Regions from separate parts of the Homo sapiens genome. Here all the other regions are linked to region 1. Evidence: chromatin loops called from intact Hi-C (ENCODE). Cell type or tissue: mammary epithelial cell. All regions are shown on one strand.

The links. Hi-C counts contacts between places; a loop is a spot of excess contacts. Peaks named below come from ENCODE experiments on the same cell type or tissue, not always from the same donor. Only the 100,000 strongest peaks of a DNase experiment are listed, where the experiment ranks them.
Region 2: it touches region 1 in a loop (8-fold over the local background); 27 of 110 quality-filtered maps call a loop at or near these places.
Region 3: a loop joins it to region 1, with 9 times the contacts of the local background. A loop is called at or near these places in 3 of 110 quality-filtered maps.
Region 4: it touches region 1 in a loop (22-fold over the local background); 40 of 110 quality-filtered maps call a loop at or near these places.

What each region holds. Positions count from the first base shown.
Region 1 is chr5:74,645,102-74,653,101 of GRCh38, reverse strand. It overlaps a transcript of HEXB not described here. Among named protein-coding and RNA genes, the nearest start is that of ENC1, 8.4 kb to the right of the region's middle. RefSeq lists an enhancer at 3,974-4,053. In mammary epithelial cell, a CTCF peak has its summit at 4,121 (motif pointing right); DNase peaks (open chromatin) are centred at 1,161, 4,142 and 5,811; H3K27ac peaks cover 3,241 bases.
Region 2 is chr5:73,788,267-73,796,266 of GRCh38, reverse strand. ARHGEF28 (Rho guanine nucleotide exchange factor 28) reads right to left here. Exons shown (of 36, transcript NM_001177693.2): 8 at 1,813-1,865; 9 at 876-936. Among named protein-coding and RNA genes, the nearest start is that of ARHGEF28, 170 kb to the right of the region's middle. RefSeq lists an enhancer at 1-226. In mammary epithelial cell, a CTCF peak has its summit at 3,336 (motif pointing right); a DNase peak (open chromatin) is centred at 3,326; H3K27ac peaks cover 171 bases.
Region 3 is chr5:73,514,887-73,522,886 of GRCh38, reverse strand. No RefSeq gene overlaps it. Among named protein-coding and RNA genes, the nearest start is that of BTF3, 20 kb to the right of the region's middle. RefSeq lists a silencer at 2,912-3,111. In mammary epithelial cell, a CTCF peak has its summit at 3,020 (motif pointing left); DNase peaks (open chromatin) are centred at 3,036 and 7,476.
Region 4 is chr5:73,587,522-73,595,521 of GRCh38, reverse strand. No RefSeq gene overlaps it. Among named protein-coding and RNA genes, the nearest start is that of UTP15, 26 kb to the right of the region's middle. In mammary epithelial cell, a CTCF peak has its summit at 4,230 (motif pointing left); a DNase peak (open chromatin) is centred at 4,201; H3K27ac peaks cover 264 bases.

The sequences.
Region 1 (8,000 bases):
CCTACTGTAGTCAAGCTAGAGCATTCACATATTTGAGTGCATATAATTTTATTATACTTTTCTATTGGGTCCTCCTTTACATTACAGTTAAGAAATGTTAAAGTTTTTTGAAGTTATATTCAATAGAGTCTATTATCTATAAATTCCATTTCAGTAAAGCAAAGAGGGCATTAAAAATGACTGGTATATAAAGGGATATGTGTCACTAGCGTAGATGTGTGTAGTCGCCCAAGAGGGAGGCTTTTCCCCCTTGCTCCTTATGGGATGGGCCTGGGACTGCAGTGAGACAAGACTGAGTAGCCACCTTATTGGAGCTCAGAGAGGGTGATGGTTATCTCGGAGCTGGTGCTGTGGGCAGATGTGGGAGGACCAGATGAGCCTCTATCCCTGACTTTTGGCTGCTCAAGAACACTTTGGAACTTGGACACAATCCTGGGGGTAGTGGGGGTAAGGGAGGGAATCCCTTACATGACTCAAATGAAGTTTCCACCAAACTAGCAGATTAGGGTCTTATGGTAAAAAGTTCTGTTCTAGAAAAATTAAGTTACATTTTCTTATGGTCTGTTTGTCCTAACTATACCCAACTATGAGGACTCTTTTGAATGTAAAAAATTTTGCAAAACATCCCAACACATGGGAGCGGCTGCAATTTTCGTACCATTGATTAAGCAAATACATGAAGGCAAACGGCTACTGTGTATTCAGGAGTGGCTTGCTTGCTGGACACGTGGGCCAGGAGGCCCACACACTAGGAGAGCACAGCTCTGAAAAAGAAAGCGAGGGGTCTGGATTCTGCCATTTAATAACTGGATTCTTGCACAAGTTCAAACGCATCATTGCCCCTGTTTCCTCATGAGCAAAATGGAGATAATGATAGTATCTACCTCCTGGGATTGTTGAGAGGTAAACCACTGTGACTCTAAATGGACATTAATTATTATTTATGGTTGATCCATGCATATGTATTACCTACTCACGTAAAAGAGTTCATCATTTTAATTTCCACGTAGACATCTCATGCCAGAGTTGAGTATTAGACCAAGCAAAAGAATGCAGTGTCTGACTTTTTAGACACGTCCTAGTTTGTCTGGCATAAGAGTAGTTTTACACAGAGCTGGCAAATAGACTTACCTACCTGACCACAGGCCAGGAGGATTTGTGCTGGCATGTTCGAATTAATAACCCATTACTTATTGTGAACCTGGAGATATGCTCTGGCTTTCCATTACCTAAGTCTTATCACTTCTAGCACCAAGGCATACAGACCAATTAATCACCCAGGAGCAGAAATGAATTACCTCAGCCTTTGGGTGACTTGCTGTTTGGGTGATTTAATACTTCTTATCATGAGAGGAAAAGCACAGAGATGCTGGTTAGTTTATCCATAGAAAGGTTCATGCTTCAAAAGAGACCTCGGTTATTTGTACAGGTTTATTCATCATATGTCAATGATCGTCCTTGCTTGGAGATTTGGGGGAATCCTCCTTTAAGTGATGTCCCTGAATGTGGTCCTATTTCTTGAGGCATCCAATGAAACTGATTAAGCAAAATATTCTGGAAATGAAGCTTTCTAGATAGCCTAAGGCAAATCATTTGGGGTTAGTCCAAGGTGAAAATTTATTTGAAATGTTTTGTTAGACTTTCTTGCCTTAGCGAGTATAGAACAAAGGGCATAATTTTGATATTTCTTTGTGAGGTACTAGGAAGAGCCATTCATTCATTTGTTAAACGTATTAAATTTATTCATGCTATAAATAGTTACATTACTACTGTGTGCTGCGCTAAGGGTTAGACACACAGTGGTGAAAAGACAGAGGTAGTCTAATGGAGGCCAAGAGAACCCATGTTTAGGCTGAAATGCCACCATTTAGCAAATATGTGATCCTGGGCAAAGTATTTATTCTCTCAGACTCAGTTTCTCATCAGTAAAATGGGGCCCAATAATTATAATACCCACCTTGCAGGGATACCTGAGCATCACAAAGCATAAAAGCATTCTGAAACTGAAGATCTCTATGAATGGTCATATTACTGAATGGCTGAGAAACTTGCTTTATGAAAATTATCCCAAATCATCCAAACATTACATCATTGTAAGAGATGAAGCCATTTCTTCTAACTATTGTATTAAAAAACATTTATTTTTGCAGTTGCCTTTTTTTTTTTTTTTTTTTTTGAGACAGAGTCTCACGCTGTTGCCCAGGCTGGAGTGCAGTGGCGTGATCCCAGCTCACTGCAAGCTCTGCCTCCCAGGTTCACGCCATTCTCCTCCCTCAGCCTCCCGAGTAGCTGGGACTACAGGTGCCCACCACCACGCCCAGCTAATTTTTTTTTTTGTATTTTTAGTAGAGATGGGACTTCACCGTGTTAGCCCGGATGGTCTCGATCTCCTGACCCCGTGATCCACCCGCCTTGGCCTCCCAAAGTGCTGGGATGACAGGCGTGAGCCACCGCGCCTGGCCTGCAGTTGACTTTTAAAACTTCCTCATATTCGGCAAAGTAGTAACTACACATGGAGGCACACTCAGTACCGAGGGACAAGAGGAAAGGCAGCAGACCCCTGACACCTCCAACCCCCTTCTCCAGCCCAATCTGCGGAGGGGGCCATGAAACAGTTGCTATTTTCTGTTCTTCAGCTTTACCCCATAATAATATTGCCCTTATACTGTTAGTTCATGTTTATCAAGTAAATCTTACCAATTTGTTGCTTAGGTAAACATCATTTGCTTTTAAAAGAATGCTCCAACAGGGATATGTTTTTGTGTGTTTAGCATCTGTCCTCTAAAAGTTCAGTGTAGGAAAAATGTTTTATTAATTATTCTAGTGAGCTGGCTTCTAGACGATTGAGGTTTTACTGTGTTTGGCTTCTTCAAGAAGTGAAAGGCACTGTAACATGCTCGAGGAGGTTCCGTGCCCGCTCACTGACAGCATGCTTTGCATCTGTAAACCATTGTCCTATATAAAGACTTCAAACTTCAGCTGAATCTGTGCATCGTGGGTTTTTAAACATAATGTCACAGTTGCTGGCTACAGCCAAGAAGTTAAACACTTCCTTCATTTTCCATTGCATTTTTGCTCCAGATCCTTCCAGGAGGATACCCAGAGCTTGCCTGGACATTTGGATTACAGATTTCAAAGTGGGAAAAAGATGCTTCTCTCAATATTTGGGATTTGATCATAGTTGGGGAAACAGTGCTTCATTCCATAGTTAAGGAACTATGTCTGATCTAAATTTAAAAGAGCAATTTGATTAGGACATTCCTTTGCTTGTGAACTGATGTAACAATCTCTTATGGGTACTGTGTGCCAGAATGAAAGAATGATCTGGTAAGACATTCAATCAACTATGGTAAAAGAGTACAAGTGGATTAAAAAAACACAACTATACCATTTTAGTCAATTGATTCCAGCTTCTCATTTGTCACACCTTTATCAGGCCTGTCAACATGGAGCAAAGTAAACCAAGAAAATCATTTCTTAGAAATCCACTGGGTATGTGCCAGGTGTTCAAGGCTGGCATTCCAGAGAACAGAAAAGAATGGGCCTTAGATAATCAGGAAAATAGAGGAGGCAATGTAGTTCAGTGGTTAAGCACTCAGCTCTTGGCTTCACCGAAGTGAGACATTATTCTTTCAGGGTTGCTGTGGGGATTAAAGGAAATAAGCATAGAAAGTGCCTAGCACACAAGACCATATAAATGTTAGGGATTCTAGTCATTGTTACTAGCTCCAAGACCATCCCATTGGACAAATGAGTCCCTGTCCAGGGGCCCTCAGGACAACTTATATTATTATTGTGCACAGAGGGGGCAGTGGCACTGGGTTGGCTAGTTGGAAATTGCTCAGTCTCTGCTGAGAAAATACATGACCCAGCTGTGCCCTCTGCTAGCCAGTCTAAGGAACACAGGAGCTCACGGCATTGTTGCAGGCCGGCCGGACCCCAGATTACATTTGGCATTGCTCATTTGAATGCAGAAACTTTAGGGCTATGACAGCAAGAGTGGCTGCTCAAACGGATCCACAAGGGTCTACACACAATGTTCATTGTTTTCTTTTTCGGTAGGGTTGGTTTTGAATATCTTCAGACCCTTCTATAATTGGTTTTTCATTGTAGCCAGAAGAGGGCACTATTGCTTTACCCAAATTCTGTGCTGTGGTCTGTGGAAACCCGCATTTGTGTTCTGTGCTACAGTGTTCCATTCCTGGTTTTGTTGAGGGTGGCAGTTTCATTCTTAGGTGACTAGCACAAGAAACACACAAACAAGCAAAAAAAGCAAAACAAACTTTTGTCCATAATAACACACATGCAAAAAATTGGGATGTGGAAAGTTGTTTATATTTTATTAAGCCATAGAAAATTATGTATGGAATTTTAAAAATGAACATGTATGCCGATGACATTGATCAAGATTCTGCCTGGAAAACCACTGTTTGAAAAATTAGAATGTACCTAGGTGTTCCTGTTCACTTTCAACAAGTGTCCTAGAAGAGGTGTAGAAGAAATTGGTGCAGTTTTGGAAAACCCCGGGATGTTTCCTCCCACTATTAAGACAGTATAAGGGCAATATAACTGTGGGGTAAAGCTGAAGAACAGAAAATAGGAATGGTTGCATGGTTCTTTCTGCAGATTGTGCTGGAGAAGGGGATTGGAGGTGTCAGGGGACTGCACCTTTCCTCTTGTCCTTCGGTACTATTTGAGTGTGCCTCCATGTGTGTTTACTACTTTGACTAATATTAAGAATTTAAAAAGTCAACTACAAAAGTAAATATGTTTTTTAATACAATAGTCAGAAGAAATGGTTTCATCTCTTACAATAATCTAATGCTTGGACCATTTGGGATAATTTTCTTAAGGCAATGCAAGTTTCTCAGGCATTAAATAAAAGACCATTCACAGAGATCTTCAGTTTCAGAGTGCTTTTATGCTCTATAATCCTCAAGTATCCCTGCAAACTGGATATTATAATTATTAGGCCCCATTTTACTGATGAGAAACTGAGTCTGAGAGAATAAATACTTTGCCCAGGATCACATATTTGCTAAATGGTGGCATTTCAGCCTAAACATGGGTTCTCTTGGCCTCCATTAGACCACCTCTGTCTTTCAGAGTTGAAAGGAGATACCTTCCAAATGCAAATACAAGTACACTGATGGCAGGCCAAGCCTAGACACTGTAAGATCACAATGAAAGGCTGGGAGAGAAGCCTAGTGAAACTGGGATATTCCTTAGCACGATGCCTGTAAATAAATATTTGTTGAATGAATGACTGATTGGCTAAATGAATGAAACCACAATTTCTCAGATAACTGTGGGTATGAAAACTGACATAACTATTTGAATATACATACTTTTAAAAAGTTACCATTTCCTCCTGATATGTCAATATTTCCAAATATCCTCAGATAAAGAAATTGCAAGTCTTCCAACTTTATTTGGGATCTTATAGTGAATGTTTTCTAAAATTACTTACGAGGCTAAGAGAAATTTGCGGATGCTTGTATATATCCTTGTTCATGTCGTGTTTTCAAAATCATGAGGAGAAACACTTATGGAAACTTTCTTTCTGACAACACACGCATCAGTGTCTCTATCTCTTTCTTCATTCTTTGTTCATTCTGCTAATGTTAACTTGCAGCTTCCTGATTTCAGACTCCTGCCCAAGCTGAGCTATAAGCAGTAAGTAGCATCTGTGCTTGCAGAGTACCATAAAATCCTTTTAATATTCATTCAAAGGTGCAAGCCCTTGGACCACAAAGGTCCCTTCTTCTAGTCCCTTCTTCATGCCCAGACATGCTTAGAGACTTGGCATTGTGCCCTAGAAGCAGAGCATAGAGGCCAAACAAAACCTGCATTTTCATTGCTTCAAACAACGGTCAATTGTTGAATGTAATTACTTAGAACAAATTAAGAGTTTGGATCCAGGAGCCTTGGGGTACTCAAAAGAAAAACAGGGAGAAAAATGGTTCAGGATTCCCCTGGGTTGTGCAAAGCCACACCCCACAGAGGCCTTGTGTGATTCTGATAGATCTGAGTGAGCTTTTACCAAGCACACTCTCCAAGCTCTTCAGGGCAGGAAAAAGTAGGCATCTATATTCCATGTGTGATGTGTTTTGGCAGGGCTACCTTCTTCTAAATATAGCTAGCTATTTCTTTTTAAAACGTGTGATTTCTTAAATTCTTTTCCCTTTGCAGCAGCTTCGTTTTTTAAAGTAATGGAGAATGAAGAATGAATTGTTGCCGGGCGTGGTGGCTCACGCCTGTAATCCCAGCACTTTGGGAGGCTGAGGTGGGTGTATCACGAGGTCAGGAGTTCAAGACCAGCCTGGCCAAGATGGTGAAACCTCATCTCTACTAAAAACACAAAAAATTAGCTGGGCGCGGTGGCAGACGCCTGTAATCCCAGCTACTCGGGAGGCTGAGGCAGGAGAATCGCTTGAACTCGGAGGGCAGAGGTTGCAGTGAGCCGAGATCATGCCACTGCACTCCAGCCTGGGTGACAGAGTGAGACTCTGTCTCAAAAAAAAAAAAAAAAGAATGAATTGTTTGTTCATTGTCAACTTAAGACCAGTGGTCCCAGTACAAAACAGGAAGACAGTATCAATAACAGATGGGAAAAGGCAAAGGCAGACTCCATGAATCTGAGCTTTTGTTGCAAAAGCTGTCTGCTTTTTGGGTGTGCAAGAAGAGCAGAGCCTCAAGTAAACACTCTAAGAGATCTGTGAACTCATTCAAGACACCAGTGTGTCCCTTAACCCAGTGCTACTGAGCAGATGTGGAAATAAGAGTTTGATAAAGATTCAAGTCACTTTTATTTAGGAGAGTTACTTGGAAGGAAATATCTACAGGTTTCAAGAATATCATTCTCCTTAAGCAGTTTACTAAGGAATCATTATAAAAGCCAGCATTATATAGCCCTTCCCACATACCAAGCACTGTTCTATGTACTTTACACATACTAATTTATTTAATCCACAAAACAACCTTCCAGCCAGGTACTGTTACTATCCCATACTACAGATTAGGAAATGAAGGCACCGAGATATTGCCATACTTGCCCCTCAAACACCCAGCTACTAAATATAAAAGTAGGGATCCAAGTTTGGTTCTAGAGTCTCTACTCTTAATCACATAACTGTTAAAAAAAAATAGTATGCAGACATAGGAAGAATGGAACTTAAATGGAGATTAATGAGTGTCATTATCTCCAAGTGATAGGTTTGCGGCTCTTCTTTTGCTTTTCTGTGTTTTCTATATTTCTACCATACATTGTTCTGAGAAAATAATAAGCGCTGTTTTAAATGCTGACCCTAAAATCTATAACCTACAATAGGCTGTGAAGATAATTGTCTTGAAAGGCCCTGGAGTAGAAACAACATAAGCAGTCTAGATCACTTGATTTCCTAATGACCTAACTTTATAGAGTAATACAAGGAAAGTGACTCAAATATGTCTCTCTCCAGTCCTGTAAGCAGCCAATAAACTGTCTACTCCTTGAAATGTCACTCCTTGAAGGGCTGTATAAGGTGAAGGAGTCTCAAAGGAAGAATGAATTTCCCATCTATAACAAGCCCCTAATAGAGGAGCTCAACACGAACAGTGGTGCTTAGTACTTACGGGACAAAGACAGACTTTCACACAACATTTTCCATTAAAAATCATAATACAAAAGTCAATTGTATTTATATGTAGCAGTAGTGAACAATTGGAATTTGAAGTTAAAAATCATACTATATGGAGCCAGGTACCATGGCACCCGCTTGCAGTCCCAGCTACTCAGGAGGAAGAGGCAGGAGGATGGCTTGAGCCCAGGAGTTATACGCTGCAGTGAACCATGTCGGCCTGTGAATAGCCACTGCACTCCAGCCTGGCAACTTAGCACGGGCTCACCTCTAAAAACAATCATACTATACAATCCAGCTTAATTCACAAAATACACATAAGGTGACACACATAATGGATGTAGGAAGCAACTGAAATGTTAAAATATGATCAAACCAATT
Region 2 (8,000 bases), 860 kb after region 1:
GAAACCAACTGGAGTGGTTCGTGCTCATCTGCCTCTCACTTGTCAGCCCCAGAGGTCTTCACAGACATCCAGGTGCCCAAACTCAGCCTCTGCTGATAGCTCAGCCTGTATCTTCAAACACCCCATTAGCTTCATTATGCTCTATTCACCTCTAAGTAACTCAAGAGATAGGGCTGGGGTCCAAATTAGCCTTGAAGAAATAGAGAGTACCTGGGAGGAGATTTAGGAAGGGGTCCTCAGGGAGTTGTGAAACAGAATATTGTAATCAGATGAGAATTCCCAGGTCAGAGGGAGGAAATACCTCTACCTTGCCAAGGGTGGAGGAACACCTGGTTCCTCTGAAAGGACACTCACATCAGACTCAAATCCCAGAACAAACATCTGGTCTTTTCCTGAGCTCAGCAGTGTAGATCACATAGGCTCAGCTCCAAGGGGACCCCACTGGGCATCAAAATGGGATTTTGGTAAGCTTGGAGATTCTAGGGCCAGGTGGAATGAAGTTATGAGTCTCGGTTCCACCATCTACTCTCCACCAGTGCTTCAACTGCTTCACCTGAACCTGAGACTGGTAGTGCCTACTTCACAGAAATAACAAGGGAACATATGACAAGTCCAGAGCCAGCTTCTGGCTCAGAGTAAAACTGTTCAGGAAAAGCTTTGATTGCCTTGTTTTTTAGATTGTAAATGGAGTCTCAACCTCTAGAGTCATAGTATTACAAATGATCCTACAAATAAAATTTATCTGGATGCGTTTCAGGAAATAGATAAGGTTACCAGGAAGGAATATTTTATGTTAAAATTTACTTGCTTCTTGTCCACTCTAAACCTGGATCTGGGATGCCCCTACGAGTATAGGTAAAAGCGTTATTTCATACCCAAATCTAGGCTGTGCTGGTCTTCATGTTCATTGTGTTGAACCACCAGGCTTTTGACACGCTGGAAGAGATAAAGTCAGGTGGATTTTTAAAAAATTACATATATGCTACACTAATGTTTATTTTTGTGAACTAGAAAAACAACCTTGGAAAGCATCAATGAAAACATGTTACAAGTATCATCACATGTAAACAGAAAACTAGTCTTATACTTAATATTATTTAACAGCTAAAAGTGAGTAATGAATCTATCCCAAGCTGAAACACACCTGAAAGCTGTACACAGGTTATTTTATTCTCAGAGGACATCTCCCACATTTACTCTTGTAATCACATTGTTGTCAAATATCTATAAACATCAAACTTCAAGTAGAAATTTGTTTTGCAGAATGTATTCAATCATCTTGCATATACAACTACAACTCAGAAAGATAGCTAGGTTTGGTTATAAAGAATAGGGATTAAGAATTTGATAAAGAAAATGGGGCTGGGCACGGTGGCTCATGCCTGTAATCCCAGCACTTGGGGAGACCGAGGCGGGCAGATCACCTGAGGTCACGAGTTCGAGACCACCTTGGCCAACATGGCAAAACCCCATCTCTACTAGAAATACAAAAATTAGCCAGACGTGGTGGTGGGCGCCTATAGTCCCAGCTACTCAGGAGGGTGAGGCAGGAGAATCATTTGAACCCAGGAGGCAGAAGTTGCAGTGAGCCAAGATCGTGCCACTGTACTCCAGCCTGGGTGACAGAGCGAGGCTCCATCTCAAAAAAAAAAAAAAAAGAAAGAAAAAGAAAACAGAATTTCACATTATTCTGAAAGTGACTTGGGGCACATCCTTTTTTTAGTGTTTTTTAAACATTTTTATTACCACTAAATCTTCATTTCTACTTTATGGAAAGACGTGCAAAGAAAGAAGCAGGGAGTCATTCATTACCTTTATATCTTCCTTTTCAGCTGCTGATCTGCTGGACACTGAATTCTTAATCTCTGCAAAAGAAATAATTATCAGGATCTGCTGATGGGAGCTTTTGTTAAGAAGAACAACAACTACTAGCTGACAAGTGTAAATGAGTTGCCCAGGAGCCTTCTGCACAGAGATAGGTTTTTAGATTAGGCCTCTTAAAAATCAGCTCTCCACAGAGCAGAGTGTCTAATAACCCGACTGTCCATACTCTGGTATTATCTGTGTGGACTAAGATGGAAACAAGCCCAGGAGCTCTCACAGGAAATCCTGAAGGGGAAAAAATTATCATTAAATAAATAAATGCCCTTGATTCCAAAGGAAGGCTGCTCACTACCGCAAGTTCTTCAAAATAGCAGATTGTAAGGACGTGACTCGTACCCACCTGAGGAAATCCCACATGTCTATTTCCTCAAATACCACAGATTTCAATATGTTTTAAAAGAGCGTAATTCATTATATAAGAGGTCTGGCTTTTCCTTACACATCACTGAAGGTCAAGAACACCAGCATAGCCCTCAGCTCCAACCTCAGCCCCGGGCACACCGGGTGTCCTCTTTCTGAATAAAGGGTTTCCTGGAAACAGTAGTGGTCAGGATGTACTGGGATGAAGAAAAAAAAAAAAAAAAGGTTCACCCAAGGCAGCATTTTTATCTGTGGTTTAATTGATTGGTTCTGTTCCCAAATACTCAGTTGCCCTTAAACAAGAGCCGCTATTGTCGAAATAACCACCAAGAACAGGTTTGGGCCTGGGGAAAATTAAAGCACTCGATATCCCTAGCAAGGACATATGACTGAAAGTCTCTACCCCAGATTTGCATTAACATACAACATTGTGGGGTCTCACTCCTTTTCTGGAATCTCCACATCCCTTCCCCCACAGCCCTGCTTTATGCTAATCCTGGGGAAACGCCTGAAGTTTTCCAGCAGGTTCATTACCTAGACCTTCCCTATTCCGTTTTGTCACTCCTATTAATTTATCTAATGCCCCAAATCTGCAGGTGGATTTATTCAAGCTCTTCTCACTTCTGGGCAACAATGCTAGGAGTTATCATCCATGTTTATGCTTAGAAAATGTATAAGGTATTCATTTATATGGCTCTACATGACAAATCATAATAAAGATGACAAATTACAAGGATGGAGCTATAAGTAATAAGATCAGGATGGAGCAGAGAAACCAACAATCCTTGTCTTGTGTTTCTAAAAATCTGGACAACAATAACTTTGAATTTGCTTTGCAGAAAGCAAGTAATACTACATTTGCATGCCACAATAGTATATTGCTCTTGAATTTATAATGCATATTAGCTTCTATGATTAAACCAACAAGGAAATAACCAGCGAACAAAGTAATAACCCCAATTTTGTGTGGTCATGTCAACTGATCTCAGCAGGGAATGAGGACAAGATCATAGTGGACACCCAGCCCAGGCAGCTTGTGTACACAGCATCCCTGCCGGCCTTTAAATGCACATCCCACAGAAGGCCTCCAGGTGGCAGCAGAGTAACATTGCCAGAGGTAGGAATGTCAAAATGGGCTAATTTCACCCTTCAAGGACCTGCTTTCAAGTGCCAAAGTCCAAAACACATAGTTAAAATTAGCATTTTTGTCCCACTACATAGATGCAGAAAATTGATGTGAAGCACCTACCATGGTATTTGGCACATTATAAGTGTACAGTAGGGATTTGGTTTGGTTTTGAAACTCATATACTCAAACACTAAAAATTGGGATAAGTAGGAAAGAAACCACAAAGGCGTTAAAAAAAAAAAAAAAAAAAAGAAGGGAAGGATAACCTGGACCAGAGTTTCAACAGACACATCTGCACAGACATCAAGAGTCACACCCTTTTACTTTGCCTGTTTTAGGACATTCATTCCTTTAAAGTCATCTCAGCCATAAACTCTTAAATGATCATTATATTGCATTCCTAAAGAATTCTGTACATACAGCATTTATTCGGAAGAACAGTACACATTTTATCCAGATTGCTAATGGAAAAGGCAATCTCATCTGTTAGTGAAGTTTGCAGTTACAGAGGATGTGTTCACACCTGGTAGTGCATTTAGGTTCCAGCTTCCTTTCCCTTCTCAAAAGGCCAGTGAACTAGTTTTTATAGCTTGCCATGCCTACGTTTTTCCGTGTAGTCCAGTGCAATTTTTTTCACTTCAGAACAAGTACCACAAACTATATTAAAATATATGTCTTCATTAAAAATTGTACCTCATCATTTAAAAAATAACTTAAATGTAGAAAGTCTTTATCCAAAAATCATTTAAAAATATTAGTGATACTGTGCTGATTCCAGATAATAATGTATCTTTAATTAACCTAGAACTAAACAGAACCATATCTTAGAGCTTTCAAAGAATTTGGCATTCATTCTAATGGATTAATTAAATTGCTCTAGGAGAGTTTCTGTTAAATTAGTAGGATCCTTTTACACTAACCCACTGTACCACCAATTACACAGTGCAATCAAACCACTCATTGCTATAGCAACCTTTAGCAGATAATGGTATCAGTAACTCTACCTATTCTGTTTTAAAGGCCTATTAATCTTGCCCTCAAGCCCACCCAGAAGTAAGGATTACTCCTCTAAATCAGACTTGCCAAACTTGATAAACATGGTTTTTGTTATTGCCAAACTATAATGGAACAAGAGATAATCTCTAAGACTTATGTTTACTAGTGACACTGCACCAGTGAACAGGGTTAAGTCGCTGTAAGATTCATGCCAGTGTCTCATTAAGAAACAGATTCGCCTAAAAAACTCACCTCTATGCACATGTCTTACTGTCTTATTTTGCAAATGAGACCACAGAGTCTAGACTTAAGCAAATAAAAAAGCTTACAACCAAAAACACAGGATGCTCAGTATTCTGATTTTAATCACCATTTGGATGTGGCAGAAGAATCGTGGTCAGACGCAGCCAGACCACCAGTGTTGTCTTGTTAACAACCAAGTCCACCACTGGCTTACATCTACAGGGTAGTGTCAAAAGCACAGGTGGAAAACCAGGATCATGCTCTCAGTTTGCTCTGCCTGCCCCCACAAATGTCAGAAAAACACCCTGATGGTAGTGTTCATAGCAGCCTCTGTGCCTCTCTGGCATACATGGTGGGTAGTTCATAGTCTTTGAATGAATCTTTTTTTCTCAATAGGCTGTAAATTCTGGGAGAGCTGGGACCAGATCGATTTCCGCTCAACCCTTGTATCCCCAGCACCAAGCTGGGTGCTTTGCACTTAACAGGTGCTGAATAAATGCTTCTCATCTCCACCTACATCTGGTGGCCCAAAATATACATAGCTGACAAGATGTGGTGGATGGTTAGACAAGCTGTGGATCAGGACAGAGAAGGAAAAGTTGTTTACTTTTTAGAATTAACTAATTGAAACACTTCCAATACTGGCGCTATTTTATCACAACTTCTGAACTGCCAGATTCATAGACAGATGAATCCTTTTCTCCTTACTTCCTCCCACCCTTCCAGCTCTGTAAGTCCAAAAGCCAACCCTTTTCCTCTCCACTTAGTAAGTATTGCTGTTTCACTACTAACTACTGCACCTGCATGTGTTGCTACAATGTTTTATCCTAGTGTACAAATTCAATTCACAATGGCCAGAGAATTAAAATGGCAAAGGCACTTGAGAGACTACTTGCCACTCTTAATTCAGAGACTGTTGTCACACTTTGAAAGTTTGTTTCAATATCCCAGTTATTCCTTTTTTTTTTTTTTTCCTAAAAGTGGGACTACTAATAAGAACTTTCATTTTGCCTGCTCGGTATAAATATGGACTGGGAGCAACAATGAGGCACTTATTTACAGAAATATCAAAATGAGACTTATCAGTGAGTGAGAGCCCAACATTCCACTCAATTCAACAAGCTCCACTGGTCCCTACTGAGCAGCAGCTGGGGAGAAGAAACCAAGATGGAAGAAATCCTTGGCCTCAAGCAACTCCAAAATGTGCTCCTTGGCATATCATTTTTATATTTCTATTCTATATTGTTTCAGAAAGAATTTAAGACATCTTCTTTAAAATACAGGTTTTTTTTCATTTAAATTACTTGTGTTTCTTTTTTTAAAGACAAAAGTAATTATTTAAGACAGTGGAGAAGTCCCTCCTCTTACACAGTTTTTTTTGTCTGGAGGTTAACATATGATCCAATTCTGGCCAGAGTCTTAATAGAAACTTTCCTGGCACCTCTCCAAAAAAGGCTTCTATCACTAATAGAAAAAAAAAAAGTTGCAGGGCAAAAGGATCTTTTTCCATTGCTCTTTTTGTCTGAATAGAGTTCAATGAAGAAATGATTTTGGAGCCACAGTAGCCCTCTTGCAACACCAGACTGCTGCAGGCCATTCTCCATGGTGTGCCTACTCTTACTGTGAAAACTTTTCTACCGGATTATCTTTTGAAGGATGGTTTTGTGGCCAACAGTCTTGAAACCGAGAAATAGTGTTTCCCCTGGGGATGAAGGCAGATTTGTTTTCAGACCAGGGTAGTAAAGATAACAGCCTCTTCCAGTGCAAGGGTTGGGCAGGCTTGCTAGCAGTCTCCTTATAAGATTTGGGATTTCTTAGTTTGGGGTTCCTCAGCTGTGACACAAACTGAGTGTGTGTGCAGCATCTATCTGAGCTGCTCACAAGGCTCCTGGGGGACTTGCTGGGCAAGGAGAACCAATGTGAACATGAAGCCCATGCTGCAATAAAGTCTTTTGTATCAAAAAAATAAATAAAATAAATAAAAACTTGGAAAAAAAACTAAACAAAAAAATCAATATAACTACCATTAAATGTTGGTATATACTCCCCCATATATGTTTTTATGACAGCTTTATTAAGGTATAATTCATATACTATACAATTCACCCATTTAGAGTATACACTTCAATGGGTTTTAGTATATTGAGTTCTGCAACCATCACCATAATCAATTTTAGGATATTTTCATCACTCCAATGAGAAAACCCCACACGCATTAGCAATCGCTCCACATTTCTCCCCAACCACCTCACCATCCTCCTTCCACACCCCAGCCCAAGGCAACCACTAATCTATTTTCAGTCTCAACAGAATTGCCTATTCTGGATATTTCATATAAATTGAATTGCACAATATGTAGTCTTTTGAAACTGGATTCATGTAGCATAATGTTTTCAAGATTCACCCATGCCGTAGCATGTATTAGTACTTCATTCCTCTTTACTGCCAAATAGTATTCCATTAGATAGATAGGTAGATAGATAGATAGGAGGTATCTACTTTGTTTTGTTTATCTATTCCTCAGCTGATGGATATCTGAGTTGTTTCCACTTTTTGTCTATTATTAATAATGCTGCAATGAACATTCTTTCAAGTAAAAGTTTTTGTGTAGATACATGTTTTCATTACTCTTAAGTATATGCCTAGGAGTATAATTGTTGAATCATATAACTCCATGTTTGATAAATTTTTATGATACAGATTTTTACATCTCCTGAACCCCCACCCCTGCCCACCATAGAAATCTCTAAAGCAAAGAATTCAATTATGGAGAGAAAGTATCCTCAGCCCCAAAATTTGGTTGCAATTATCAATTACACAGAAGCTCTAAATCATTATACAGTTGATCCTTAAACAAGACGGGTTTGAACTGCATGAGTCCACTTTTATATGGATTATTTCCAATAAATATATTGGTAATTTTTTTGGAGATTTTTTGACAATTTGATAAAACACGCAGACAAACCACCCTTTCCTAATCCTCCTGCTCCTCAGCCTACTCAATGTGAAGACAACAAGGATGAAGACCTTTGTGGTGGTCCAGTTCCACTTAATAAATGGTAAATGTATTTTATCTTCCTTATGATTTTATTAAGAACATTTTTTTCTCTAGCTTACCTTATTATACGAATATAGTATATAATACATGTAACATACAAAATATATATTAATCAATGGTTTATGTTATTGACAAGGCTTCTGGTCATCAGTGGGCTATGAGTAGTTAAGCTTGAGGAGTGTCAAAGTTACACATGAATTTTTGACTGTGCAGGGGATTGGTGCCCCTAATCTGAGTTTTTCAAGGGTTAACTGCATTTTTAAATTGAAGCCAGGGCATAATTTTCCTAAGTTAATCAATGGCTTGAATAAAATTAAGCAAGTCATCTTT
Region 3 (8,000 bases), 1.1 Mb after region 1:
GTTAAATATAGATTACCAGGCATCTTCCTGAATAGTCCAAATTTGGGTCGGGGCTCAGAAATTTAAGTGTTTTTTTTTTGAGACAAAGTCTCACTGTCACCCAGAATGGAATGCAGTGGCACAATCTCAGCTCACTTCAACCTCCACCTCCTGGGTTCAAGCGATTCTCCTGCCTCAGCCTCCCAAGCAGCTGGGATTACAAATGCCCACCACCATGCCTGGCTAATTTTTGTATTTTTCAGTAGAGATGGGGTTTCACCATGTTGGTCAGGCTGGTCTCAAACTCCCGACCTCAGGTGATCCGCCCACCTTGGCCTCCCAAAGTGCTGAGATTACAGGTGTGAGCCACCGTGCCTGGCCTATGCCAAGGGATTTTTATCTTCAGGGAAGATTAGGAAACACTGAAATTCTACTGTAATTCTGGTCATTTTACAGAAGAGGGCATGGAAGCCTGAAGAGTAGCAATAGCTTCCCCAAGGCTGCCCAGCTTCTCCTTGGCAGATCCAAGTCCAGCCAGAGGTTTGCTGACCCCCAGGGCAGTGACTGCCCTTCATCATACAATATCTGTTGAGGAAGAGGGAGGCTTTGATGCCGGACCTTTTTTTTTTTTTTTTTCCTGAGATGGAGTCTCGCTCTTGTTGCCCAGGCTGGAATGCAATGGCGCGATCTCGGCTCACTGCAACCTCTGCTTCCCAGGTTCAAGCGATTCTCCTGCCTCAGCCCCCCAAGTAGCTGGGATTACAGGAATGCACCACCACACCTGACTAATTTTGTATTTTCAGTAGAGATGGGGTTTCACCATGTTGACCAGGCTGGTCTCGAACTCCCTACCTCAGGTGATCCACCCGCCTTGGCCTCCCAAAATACTGGGATTACAGGCATGAACCACCGTACCTGGCCAGCAATGCTGGACCTTTAATCACTGTGTTGGAGGTGGGTGGAGAGAACTCTACAGCTAATCTTTGATGAGCTGGAAAAAAAAAAGAAAAATAATCCTGAACCATTTCTAAGTTTAGAAAGATTTTGTTTATTTTTCTTTGCTAGAGTTGGAGCCAGCAGTTCTGATGGTTTGGATTAGCTCTTAATATTCCTAGCCATTTGGGTGTTCAAATCAATGGTGCATTTCTGGGAACAGACTGTGCCATGCCTCTTATAATGCCTTGCACCCATGACTGTGGTCTAGCCTTGCTCCCATTTTGAAACAGGAAATTAGCAGGTCTGTGGGAAGTAGCAAGTGCTGCTTCCCTGTGCTTTTCCTGGGGATCTATGCTCTGGGCTTTGGATCAGGAGAGCCAGCTCCAATCTCCAGTGCCCTTGAATGAGTCACTTTATCCATCTGGGCCCCAGTTCCTTCATGTGTAAATTATGGTAATTGGACTAAATTAGGGTTCCAAAACTTTTCCCAAGAAGGACACCCCCGCTAAGGTGCTCAAGAGCTAAGTATGGAGTCACAGTAACAGAAGAATAAGGGCTGATATGCTGAAGAGGAGAGAGGAGCAAAAGAAGCCGAGCAGCTCTTGACATGAGACGTCGTGGAGCGGAAGGAGATGAGGCAGGGTCCTCCGCTGTCTGTTCCTCAAACCCAAGTGATGGATGGACCCCTTCATGTTCTTGAAAAGTTATTGCAGGCTCCAGCTCTCAACATGTTGCCATCATTTTCATTTCTATAATAATGTTATTTCAATATCTACAAATATAAAACATTGTATGAGCTCCATGATTGTAGATTACTGTCTCAGTCCATTTGGGCTGCTGTAACAAAATACTACAGATTGGGTAATGTGTAAGTAATAGTAATTTATTTCTCACAGTACTGGAGGCTGGAAGTCCAAGATCAGGGCCCCAGCAGCCTCGGTCTCTGGTGAGGGCTGCTCTGTGCTTCCAACATGGCGCCTTCTTGCTGCATCCTCACAGTGGAAGAGGGGAAGAGCGAGGCCGCTCTCTGCAGCCTTTTGTAAGGACGTTAATCCTGTTCACAAGGCTGGAGCCCTCATTGATCCTCATGACCTAATCACTACCAGAGGCTCCACCTTCTAAACCATCATCTTAGTCATTAGATTTTAGCATATGAATTTCATAGGGGCATATACATCCAAAACATAGCAATTACTGTGTAATTAAAGAAAAAAATTGAAACCAAATACCATGTAACTAATAAAATTCAAAATTTCAATGTTCAATTAATGTGATGGACATGTTTTGTAGAAACTAAATTGCTACTTTGGAGCTGATGACAGAAAAATACTAGGTCAAGTCTGGTCTTTATTTAGTCTGTTTCTCTATGGTGAGTTTCAAAATATAACTTATAAGAATGCCTGTTTCCATGCAAAACAGAAGTTCTAATACATTCCTGCCTTTGTTTATAACTTAGGAGAAAGAAACCTTTCACTTAACCAACACTGTGTAAGTGAGCAATACAGGTGTCACTTGGTAACTCTGCGAAGTCGTCTCTTTATTTAAAGATATTAATCTTTGTTACAGATAATTATCACAGTGAAGACAAAAATTTTAATTCTTACAGAGAATTTGCAGATTCTTGACATACTGTCCAAGAACTCTGAGAAATGTTGAGTTTCACAGGATAAACTAAATTTGCTTTTTTAGGAGATTTGGGTTCAAGTCGAGCCCTGTCTCTAACCAGCTATTGAAGTCTGGGCAAGTGTTCACATCTTTGGGCATCTGTTTTCTCATCTATAAAATGATCCTACGAATTCCACTTACCTCACAGGCTCTCTGAAAGTAAAGAGAGTCTGAAGGTACTTAAACAATCCTCACAGTGCTTACAAATGGAACACACAATCATAACGGCAGTGGCAAGTGGCTGGTGATTTATCTCCAAGTGCCTTAAAGTGTTCTGGTCAACCATCCCTGAGTAGCATGGGACAGGCATGAGTATCTTCTGGCCCTTCCAGACCTTGGGTCCACGATGCTCCGAGCAAGCAGCAAGGGTGGTGGTTATTGGCCCGTGTGCTGAAGATCTCAAATGAATGAGGGCCCATTCATTGCTCTCTGCTGCCCTCTTGAGTATAGAAATTGGCCTTGCACCAGATGGGGTCTCAGCAGTAAGTTAGGAGAGGCAGTACAAGCCTTCTGGGCAACCTCAGCTCAATTTCCTGACAACCCTTGTTCTGCGTGCCTGTGCGTGTGCGTGTGCGTGTGCGTGTGTGTGTGTGTGTGTGTGTGTGTGCATGTGCGCGCGCATGTGCATGTATCGGCCTCCGCCAAAAGATAGGTGAGTGAGGATTTGCACTTCAAGTATTCCCCATTTCTTAGCCCCAGTCCCTCCTCAGGATTCCACTGTCCCAACCTCACCCTTCAGGCTTTGTGTTAAGTTCCTCAACATTTGGAAGGAACTGTCTGTACAACTCCTCCCCCTCTCCTCTCTTGGTTGTTAATGGCTTATTTAAGACAGATTTTGGGGCCCAGAGACCCCATAACGTTTTCTCATGTCTGCTGACCTGCAGTGGAATGACTTGCAGTTATATAATAGGCACTGGAGGAATAAATACATGTGCTATGGTTTGAATGTATCCCCCAAATTTCATGTGTTGGAAACATACTGTGATGCAGCAAGAAGGCACTCACCAGATGCTGGCCCCTTGGTATTGGACTTCCCAGCCTCCAGAACTATGAGAAATAAATTTCCTTTTTTAAAATAAATTACCCAGTCTGTGGTATTCTGTTATAGCAGTGGAAAATGGACTAAGACAACACGCTTTGTTCTACTTTTATGTCAATGTCACAGGTCTATTTTGATGTCTAATCCTATTTTTAGATCTAATTTCATTTTAATTATTAATGTTTGCATTAGATTTTTGGATACCCTTGAGGGCTATGATGCTAAATAAGCAATGACTTATTAAAAGTAGCTTTGTGGGCCGGGCAAGGTGGCTCATGCCTGTAATCCTACCACTTTGGGAGGCCGAGGCAGGTGGATCACGAAGTCAGGAGATCAAGACCATCCTGACTAACACGGTGAAACCTCGTCTCTACTAAAAATACAAAAAATTAGCCGGGCGTGGTGGCACACACCTGTAGTCCCAGCTACTTGGGAGGCTGAGGCAGGAGAATGGCTTGAACTTGGGAAGTGGAGGTTGCAGTGAGCCCAGATCCCGCCACTGCACTCCAGACTGGGCGACAGAGTGAGACTCCGCCTCAAAAAAACAAAACAAAACAAAACAAAATAAAAGTAGCTTTCTTTCTTTTTTGCCTCTCACAGCTTCATTATCCTTTAGACGAGAGAATTAATTTTCAAATGGATCACAAAAGGTGGGCAAGATGATCTAGTAGGATTAGAGGAGAAAATATTAGAATCTTTATTTTTACATTGTATATTTAATCTCATCCTTCTTAAATTTAAATTTTGAGTTAAATATTGTAAAACAATGTTTTACAATAATATGCATATTAGTGGACTAGTACAGGTATATAATCTATAAATAAATTGTGATGGAATGCTAATTTTATTTAATTATTATTATTATTATTTTTGAGACAGAGTGTTGCTCTGTTGCTCAGGCTGGAAGTGCAGTGGTACAATCTCGGCTCACTGCAACCTCCACCTCCCGGGTTCAAGCAACTCTCCTGCCTCAGCCTCCCCAGTAGCTGGGATTACAGGTGCATGCCACCACGCCCAGCTAATTTTTGTAATTTTAGTAGAGACGGAGTTTCATCATGTTGGCCAGACTGGTCTCAAACTCCTGACCTCAACTGAGCCACCCGCCTCGGCCTCCCAAAGTGCTGGGATTATAGGCGTGAAACACTGTGCCTGGCCAGAATGCTAATTTTATTTTATTTAGTTATTTTGTTACTGAAGGGATATAGAATCATAAAAGTTTGGAGACCTCTATTCTAAGACAGTAGCTGTCATCCTGCCTGTATTTCAGAATCACTAAGAGAGATTTTTAAATAAATTACATTATGCCTCACCCCATCCCAGACTCAGTGAACCCAACCTTCAGGAGTGAGGTATTGAATATGTGTATTTTCAACAAGCACTTTCTGATGATTCTGACACAAACCTCCTTGCTAAAAACCATATTGTTATCTAGAGCTAAGTAAGTTCACCAAGGGAAAAGCAGATATCTTTCTTGTTTACCTTTGTATCTATATATATAGCATAGTGCTTAACACAGAGTAAATGCTAGCTGAAGGAATGAATGAACAAATAAGCCACAACCCAGAGATAGCCTCTGACTGCCCCAGTCTTTGTTTTCATGCTTAGTGTTTTCATATAATTGTTTTACACATTCAAGAACCTTTTATATATAAAATTGGGTACCTTATTTTGATTGCTTTTAGTAAACAGTTGTTTAATATGTATTTTAGCATTATTTAGCATTTAACATTTCCTATTATCAATTATACTATTTTAAAAAATATTGGCTGGGCCCAGTGGCTCATACTTGTAATCCCAGCACTTTGGAAGGCCAAGTGGGAGAATCACTTGGGCCCAGGAGTTGGAGGCTGCAGTGAGCTGTGATCACACCACTGCACTGAATTCAGCCTGGGGAATGGAGCAGGACCCTATCTCCAAAAAAAAGTCTTTACGTCTAAAGCTTTCTTGTGTATATCCAATTATATGCTTAGAATAGAGCCTCAGAAGTAGGATTTCTAGGCCAGGTGTGGCGGCTCATACCTGTAATCCCAGCACTTTGGGAGACCAAGGTGGGTGATCACCTGAGGTCAGGAGTTCGAGACCAGCCTGGGCAACATGGTGAAACCCCATCTCTACTAAAAGTACAAAATTAGCCAGGTGTGGTGGCAGGCGCCTGTAATCCCAGCTACTCGGGAAGCTGAAGCAGGAGAATCACTTGAACCCAGGAGGCAGAGGTTGCAGTGAGCCGAAATCACACCCCTGCACTCCAGCCTGGGCAACAAGAGTGAAAATCTGTCTCAAAAAAAAAAAAAAAAAAAAAAAAAAGGGCCGGGTGCAGTGGCTTATGCCTGTAATCCCAGCACTTTGGGAAGCCAAGCTGGGCAGATCACGAGGTCAGGAGATTGAGACCATCCTGGCTAACATGGTGAAACCCCGTCTCTACTAAACATACAAAAAAATTAGCTGGGCGTGGCGGTGGGCGTCTGTGGTCCTAGCTACTCAGGAGGCTGAGGCAGGAAAATGGTGTGAACCTGGGAGGTGGAGGTTGCAGTGAGCCAAGATTGCGCCACTGCACTCCAGCCTGGGCGACTGAGCGAGACTCCGTCCCCCTCCTCCAAAAAAAGTAGGTTTTCTAAGTCAAAGAGTAAAAACTTTTATTTTCTTTTTCCCCTATGGCAATTTTTTTCTTTTCTTTTCTTTTCTTTTTTTCTGGGACAGGGTCTTACTCTGTCACCCAGGCTGGAGTGCAGTGGTGCAATCATGGCTCACTGCAGCCTTGACCTCCCAGTTTCAAGTAATACGCCCACCTCAACCTCCTGAGTAGCTAGGACCAGAGGTGCACACTACCATGACTGGCCAATTAAAAACAAAACAAAACAAACAAACAAACAAACAAACAAAACTTTTTGTAGAGACGGGGTCTCACCATGTTACCCAGGCTGATCTCAAACTCCTGGGTTCAAGTATCCTCCCACCTTGGCCTCCCAAAGTGCTGTGATTACAGGCAAGAGCCATTGTGACCAGCCGAGAGAGTAAGAACATTTTAAAGGCTGTAGCTACTGTGGGAAGAATAAATTAACATTGAACCCAGATCTGGTTCAAGGAGCAAGGCCTTGCTTGCAGGGTCCTTGTGGTCTGGCAGAGTGAGAATCTTCAGCAGGGATTTTTGGTGTGGCGAATAGACTTGGAGTGTCTGATTGCCTTCTTGTCCCTGTTTCTACCACTGACAGGCTGTGACACTTAAGATTCTTCAAGCCTAAGTTTCTTCACCAAGAATGTGAATATTCATAGCTATGTGACAGGGCTGCTAATTCTGAAGCACTATCCAATGGTAGAGCTAAAAGCATTTATTTGTATATTTGACATAGTTCCAAAGGAACAAAAGATTAGAGTCTAGAAGTGGCTCTTATGAAAAGACACCACTCCATCTCCCTTTTGTTAAAAAATACTGTTTACCCAAAAGGGGGTTTGAGTGCTAGTTCCTTAGGTGGGGGCCCAAGAGATCCCGCAACTCCAGACTCAGCCCCTGAGGGAGGTTCAGAGCTGTTTAGCAACTCTGGCCAATGGGTCACTTTGGAAATATCAAAGGTGGGTATCGTTGTTGGCAAAAGGTAGTGCTGCTGTAACTGACAAAAATAATCATGAGGCTGGGTGCAGTGGCTCATGCCAATAATTCCAACACTGAGAGGCTAAGGTGAGAAGATTGCTTGAGGCCAGGAGCTCAAAAGCAGCCTGGCAACATAATGAGGTCCTGTCTCTATTTAAAAAAATAAATAAAATAAAATAAAATAACAAGTGGTCTGAGAACTCCTTCTCTTCGTGGTGTGCCAAAAAAACTGGTCAGGCAAGTTCTTGCTCATGGTGCCAAGCCACTCTAAATAAAACAGAAGCAGCTTCCGCTTCCTGTTCTTCAATGATTGCTTACTCCAGAAACCACTAAGCAGATGGCAAATGTTTGTCCTTTGGCATGTCTAATTGGATCCCAAAACCATGGTCCGCATTTCGTCTTTGCTTTTTTTTTTGTTGTTGTTTGTTTTCTTTTGTTTGAGACAGGGTCTTACTGTCGCCCAAGGTAGAGTGTGGTGGCGCGATCTCAGCTCACTACAACCTCTGCCTCCCAGGTTCAAGCAGTCCTCCTGCCTCAGCGTCCCAAGTAGCTGGGATTACAGGCATATGCCACCATGCCCAGCTAATTTTTGTACTTTTAGTAGAGATGGGGTTTCACCATGTTGGCCAAGCTGGTCTCGAACTCCTGATCTCAAAGTGATCTGCCTGCCTCAGCCTCCCAAAATGCTGGGATTACAGGTGTGAGTCATCACGCCCGGCCTGGTTTTGTTTTTGAGCCTGGGTCTCATTCTGTTGCCCAAGCTGGAGTACAGTGGCTCTATCATGGCACATTGCA
Region 4 (8,000 bases), 1.1 Mb after region 1:
AAAAAAAAAGAATGGGTGAGGCAGGTGAGACATAAAATATTTTATTCTAAATGAGTAACAGTAAAAGAAAGTCTGGCTACTGCTTTCAACTTTTTTCCTATAAAGAAATCACTTTTGGCCAGGTGCAGTGGCTCACACCTATAATCCCAGCGCTCTGGGAGATCAAGGCGGGCAGATCACTTGAGGTCAGGAGTTTGAGACCAGTCTGGCCAACATGGTGAAACCCCATCTCTACTAAAAAAAAAAAAAATACAAAAATTAGCCGGGCATGCTGGCACGTGCCTGTAATTCCAGCTACTTGGGAGGCTGAGGCAGGAGAATTGCTTGAACCCGGGAGGCAGAGGTTGCAGTGAGCCGAGGTCACGCCATTGCACTCCAGCCTGGGCAAAGAAGCAAGACTCCATCTAAAAAACAAACAAAAAATTGCTTTTAACTCATGTATTTTTAAGTCGTGTTTTTTAAACATTTTGAACCACTTTATGAATATATTTTTTATATGAGTCCAATACCTCATAACACTGCTTGTAGAAAATTGCCAACTCTCATTAAATTAACACAGTATATAGATATATATGTGTGTGTATATATATATGTGTGTGTGTATATATATATGGAATGTGTGTGTATATATATATGTGTGTATGTGTGTGTGTGTATATATATATATGGAAAGCAGTGGCATGAGATCGGCTCACTGCCACCTCTGCCTCCCAGGTTCAAGCAATTCTCCTCCCGAGTAGCTGCCATTACAGGCACACGCTGCCACCCAATTTTTATATTTTTAGTAGAGATGAGGTTTTGCCATGTTGGCCAGGCTGGTCTTGAACTCCTGATCTCAGGTGATACACCCACCTCGGCCTTCCAAAGTGCTGGGATTACAGGTGTGAGCCACTGCACCTGACCAAATTAACACAGTTTATATTTTTAACTTTCTGCTCAGTTAAGTCATCACATACTCCCACCTGTAGTTAACTACAGTCTCACACAGTAGTTAATTTAAATAAAGGAAAATCTGCCATAATAAATATGTTTCGAGACATAAACAACGTTATTTAAAATGTCTAATATAACACCAATGAGGGAGTGGGAACTGGCATCTTACTTTATGAACAAGTGGTTAGTGGTTATTATCTTATTATATTTTGTTTGTTTGTTTGTTTTTGTTTTTGAGACAGTCTCACTCTGTCACCCAGGCTGGGGTGCAGTGGTGTGATCACAGCTCTCTGCAGCCTCAACCTCCCCAGTCTCAAGTGATCCTCCCACTTCAGCCTCCTGAGTAGCTGGGACTATAGGTGCACACTACCACACCCAGCTAATTTTTTGTTTATTTTTGTAGACATGGGGTTTCGCCATGTTGTTCAGGCTGGTCTCAAACTCCTGGGCTCAAGTGATCTGACTGCCTTGGCCTCCCAAAGTGCTACGGTTACAGGCATGAGCCACCGTGCCCAGCCCAGTATCTTACTTGTATGTACTGCAATTATATCATTTACTTTCAAAATGCTTGTAAGCAGTCAGTCCCAAGTCAGTTATATTCTTTTACGTAAATAATTTATTTAGAAAACATCCTTTATAATAACATAAAAAGAAAACTTTAACTTAACCCTTATCCAAGTGATTCAAATGATGTTAGTAATCAGGTCAACTAAGAAAATACTCCCAACTGGTGCAGGGCAAGTAGACTTTCCATAATCACAAACATGTGAAAAACACAGTAAGTAAGTAAGACACAGTTCATATATCATTGTATTTATTCTCACAACAATCCTGCAAGAGAAGTAATATTTGCCCCATTTGACAGATGTTGAAGATGAGGCCCAGAGAAGCTAGGACTTACCCAAGATTATTATAGCTCTGTTCTTTCCATTAGTCTACATTGTTGAAAAGTTTAATTGAAATAGAATGTTGGGAGATAAAAGATCTCTACATGAAAACTACAAAACACAGATGAAAGAAATTGAAGAGGATACAAACAAATGGAAAAACATCCCGTGCTCATGGATTGAAATAATTAATATAGTTACAATGACCGTACTGCCCAAAGCAATCTACAGATTCAATGCAATCCCTATCAAAACATCAATGTCGTTTTTCACAGAAAAAGAAAACACAATCCTAAAATTTGTATGGAACCAAAGAAGATCATTAATAGCCAATCCTGAGCAAAAAGAACAAAGCTGGAGGCATCACTCTACCTGATTTCAAAACATATTTGTCACAAGGCTATAGTAACCAAAACAGCATGGTATTGGAATAAAAACAGACATGTAGGCCAAAGGAACAAAATACAGAAGCCAGAAAATAACTCTACATATTTACAGCCAACTGATTTTCAACAAAGCTTCCAAGAGTATTTATGGGGGAAATGACATCCTCTTCAATAAGAGGGGCTAGGAAGATTAGATAACCATATACAGATGAATAAAACTGAACCCCTATCTCTCACTACATACAAAATCAACTCAAGACAGATTAAACACTTAAACATAAGACCTGACACTATAAAACTACTAGTAGAAAACATAGGGGAAACATTTCAGGACACTGGCCTAGGCAAAGATTTTATGGCTAAGACCTCAAAAGCACAGGAAACAAAAACAAAAATTGACAAATGGGACTATATTAAACTAAAAAGCAAAGGAAACAATCAACAAAGGGAAGAGATGATCCATTGAATGGGAGAAAATATTTGCAAACTATTCATCCAACAAGGGACTAATATCCAAAATATGCAAGGAACTCAAACAACTCAACAGTAAAATAACAATCATCATCATCATCATCATCATCATCCCAGGAAAAAGTGGACAGAGGACATGAATAAACAGAAGACATACAAATGGGCAGATACGTTAAAAAATGCTCAACATCACTAATCATTAGGGAAATACAAATCAAAACCATATTGACTTATCATCTTTTACCAGTCAGAATGGGCTATTACTGAAAAGATAAGAAATAACAGAGGAGAAAAGGTAACTCATATACACTATTGTGGGAATGTAAATTAGTACAGCTACTACGAAAAACAGTATGAAGATGTCTCAAGAAACTAAAAATAGAACTAACCTACAATCCAGCAATCCCATTGCTGGGCATTTATCCAAAGGAAGAGGAATTTGTATATTAAACAGACACCTGCACTCCGTGTTTATTGCAGTACCATTCACAATAGCAAAGATATGGAATCAAGCTAAGTGATTATCAACAGATGACTGGATAGAGAAAATGTGCTATATATACACAATGGAGTACTATTAGGCCATTAAAAAGAATGAACTCATCATTTGCAGCAACATGCACGGAACTGGAAGTCATTATGTTAAGTGAAATAAGCCAGGCACAGAAAGACAAGTATCACATGAGATAGAGTAGAATGATATATAACAGATGCTGAGAAGGGTGTGTCAGGGGAGAGGATAGGGAGATGAAGAAAGGTTGGTTAATGGGTAAAAACATACAATTAGATAGAAGGAATAAGTTATAATGTTCAATAGCAGAGTGGGGTGACTATAGTTAACAACAATGTATATTTCAAAACAGCTAGAAGAGAAGACTTGAAATGTTCCCGACACATAGAAATGATAAATCCTTGAAGTGATGGATACCAGAAGACCCTGACTTGCTGGGCACAGTGATTCATACCTATAATCCCAGTACTTTGAGAGGCCTCCTGGGGAGGATGGCTTGCAGCCAGGATTTCAAGACCAGCCTAGGCAACATAGCGAGACCTGGTCTCTAAAATAAATAAATACATAATTAACTGGGCATGGTGATGCATACCTGTAGTCCTAGCTACTTGGGAGGCTGAGGTGGAAGGATCACTTGAGCCCGGGAGTTCAGGGCTGCAGTGAGCTATGATCACACCACCGCACCCCAGCCTGGACGACAGTGTGGACCTGGACCCTTTCTCAAAAAAAAAAAAAATTCCCTGACCTGATCATTAAACATTCTATGGGTGCAACAAAATACCACACGCCACCCATAAATATGTACAAAGAGTATATACCAATTTAAAAAAGAAATAGAACCTTGGTTAGATTTTATTTCCACATTTCTGGTATCTATTAATAACTATAATTGAACTTTCAAAGCTACTTTGTCAACACAGTAATAACCAAATATCTTGGGTTTATTCTGTGCCAACTCTGATGACTCTAAAACACCAATTCAGGGGAAGAGCTGGGGAGAAAGCAGGCTTCTTGTGGTTTTTCAAGATAATACTGCCACCTGGTGGACTAATGGTGAACTGAGGTAGGTTGTCTAATGCATGATTTCAATTTTACCTGATTAAAATTCTCAATGGACAAGAAGGGCAGCTTCCAGAAACATCTTTGCTTTGAGTTGTGTCTCAGGCAAAATGATATAATAATAATTTCATGTTGTGCATAGTAACAAAACTGCTGTTTTCATATAAATTGCCAACTAGATCCGATAAGAATTCATTTACTCATTCAACACATATTTACTACCAGCTGTTTATTGTGGATAAAGTCAAAGACACAAAGGTGACTAAGGACTTGCTCTATGTTTCTAGAAAATAAGATGCTATTCCTGTAGTGGTTGAGAATATGTACTCTTGAAGCAGATGCTTGAGTTCAAATCCCAAATCTGCCACTAACCAACTGTGTGACTTTGGACAAGTCACCTAAACTTTCTACGTCACCTCAGTGTCATTATGTGCAGAACTGGACTAATCACAGCTTCTCGTGCAGTTATCAGGTACTCTGTGGAGTGTTAAGTACCGTGTATGCATGAGAAGGAGGTCTCCAGGGTGGACAGCATCCCTTGTAGATGAAGATGAGCAGCAGGGATGAGGCATTACCACACAAAGACTTTGGGGTGGGAAAACAAAGTCTTGTTCTCTGGGGTCAGAATAATCCATGTTGATTTATTCTAGCATACTCCTCAAAACACACACAAACTTAGGCAAAAGCTTGCTCAATGCAGAATTGCTTGTGACTGCAAAAGACTGAAAACTACCTAAATTCCCATGAATAGGGGACTGGTTAAACTGATTATGGCACAGCTGTATAGTAATATAGGAGGCCAGCATAAAAAAGAATGATGTAGAGCTGTCTGTACTGAGATGGATCAACCACTAATACACAATACGTGGAAAACCTGAAATGCAGAACAGAGGTATAGTGTGATCTCATTTGTTTAGAAGTGAGGTTGTGCATGCACATGGTTAAAGATGTGTAGAATATTTGGGGGAGAATATTGTGTGGATTGGCTCTCTTACCTTCTGCTCCATCCTCCTCTGCTCTATCCTCCTTCTAGGATGTCTTCAAAACTGTAGAGCTGGAAAGCTAAAAGCCATAGTTCCCACATTCCTTTCCAGATAATGCCCTGGATGCAAAATTGGGCTCCTCCAATTAGATATACTAACATGATATGAAAGTCAGGAATGAGCGGAAGGCCAGCTTCCTGCTTGTTACTGTCAGCAAGCAAGGAAAGGAGATGGGGAATGAGATGCAATTGTGATGAAGTGACCCAGCTTGCCAGGGTATATCCTCTGGCTTCATGATGGCAGGAGCAGTAGCTTTTTGCTCTCTGGAGCCATGCTCTTGAACAGTGGCTCCATCTGGAGCACTCCCTCCCTCCTATCCCTATTCTTCTAGCCCTTCCAGTGATTTCATAAGGACCTACTTCCTGTATTAAGTCCCGTCTACTTTAGCTTCCTAGAAGATTTCTATTTCTAGGACAACTGAACTTTGATTATTACAGCCGTTTAAGAAACTGGTAAGAGCCTTGTCATGGTTAGTATCATGTGTCAACTCGACTGGGCTAACGGATGCCCAGATAGCCAGTAAAGCATTTACTGGGTGTGTCTGTGAGGATATTTCTGGAATAGATTAGCATTTAAATCAGGGAACTGAGTAAAGATCCCTGAGTAAAGATCTCTCACCAATGTGGGAGTGTAACATCCAGTCTGTTAGGACCTGGATAGAACAATGTGGAGGAAGGACAAATTCACTCTCTCTTCTTCAGCCAGGACATCTATCTTCTTCTATCCTTGGATGCCAAAGCTGCTGGTTCTCGGGCCTTCAGACTTGAACTGAATTATACCACCACCTTTCCTGGTTCTCCACCTTGCAGGTGGCAAATCATGGAACTTCCCGGCTAATATATATATATATAATATATATATATAAAATATATAATATATAATCTGACTATATATATATATATAATCTCCTATTCATTCTGTTTCCCTGAAGAACCATAATATAAGACATTACCTTAGAAGAAAGTGGGCTGAGATCCAGAAGGAATGGAGATTTTTTTTTACTCTATTATATATACTGCTTTGTACTGTCAGAAAATTTTTCTATGTGTGTATTTTTTGAGGCAGTTCTATGCGTACTGATAGGGAACTATAGCTACAGTATGTTATTACTTTTTCCAAACAAAAAAAACAGAGCAACGTGAACAGCATTATATATATTATGCTTCAATTACATTGGGGAAAATCTATATAGAGATATATCTATACCTATTCAGATATATATCTAAAAGTGTATGTTTATAAATGCCTCCAGATAGGATAACTGGGTGACTAGGGGAAAGGATGAGAGAAAGACTTATCACTGTCTACTTTGCACTTTAGAATTTTATGCCCGGTCCATATGTTGTTTATTTAAAACTATATTGTTAACTAAAATGAGAAACTAGTAAGTTTTAAAGGAACAATCCATTTTGGCCAAAGTACATGCATCTTGTTGGGGATTATTGGGATGTAAGACCAAAATAAAAATGTAGGTTGGAGCTTGGCAAGACAAACGAGAGCAAGGAAGATCTCACTATGCTGGCATTTGCTTCTCTCTATCCCTGGAAGCCACTGGGAATGGTCTTTCCATAGTCCCAACTGTGCTGCTCCCTCCCTACTCGACCTCCCCAAAATCTAAGATCTCTCTCAGGGAAAGTCTCAAGCTTTTCAACTCAATCTCCCTCCCTTTCTCTCTCCCTGCCAAGGTAAAGAAAATTATCAAAAGCAAGTATATGTTGAGGGCTGGGCTTTTTAATAAACATTACTGAGTTTCAAAAGCAGAAACTCTCTTCCCCACCTCCCAACTCTCTCTTACCTGGTTCATGTTCAAAAACAAAGTCCACCGTTAGTCACAGTGCTTACATTTCAGTGCATTGACTAAAACATAGACACATTATAATGGAAATAATTCAGGGGATTCCCTCTTTTGATTAGAGAAGGAAGAAGAAGGGAGAGAGGCCTGACGATTCTGCAAGCATTAGGTATTCCTCCAAAAAAGAGGAGGGCAGCCATTGAGGGTGGTAGGGTGTCAGCAAGGAGGCTGAGGAAAACAGAAAGTCTGCAATGGCCACAGTTTGCCTAGAACTCACCCTGCTGTTTCACTGTATCCTCTTCAATCTCAGTTTCAGTGTGCAGCTGCCTGTACTCTATTTAGAGAGGATGTGAGTTAAGCATTTCTAGTTAGAGTGGTGAGAGCTTCCAGGGCATGGTGGTGGCTATCCTCAACATGAGAAGTCTCAAGACATCAGAGGGCTGCTTCATTCCCCAATGTTATCACAGCCCAAGGACCTCAGGGCACACAGCTTATGGCCTAGAAACATCTGTTAAATGAATAAACAGAAGAATGCCAATGTGTGTGTACGAAGTACGTTGCTGCCTCAGCATCACCCAAGACTACTGAGGTGAGGTCCCTCTCCTCCAGCCTGGTCAGGGGAGGTAGCACATGGATGGCAGTCCTAAAAGACCTCTCCTCAGACCCTGAGCTGCTAGAGAAAATGCCTGGGGAGCTGGTGCCAAGCAACAGGGCTGGAAGAATCAAGCCATGGGAAGAGTTTATGAGCAAGAATCAGTGAGAGGAAGAAAACTCAGGGGCAGATCTGGGGCAGTCAGGGCCAGGGAACTAAGTTAGAAACAGATGGGCCAGAGCCAGGAAGGACCAAGCCAGTGGCTGCGTTGGCAGATAAAGTAGCTGCCAGATGAGTACTTCAGACCAGATCAATGAAGTGGACTC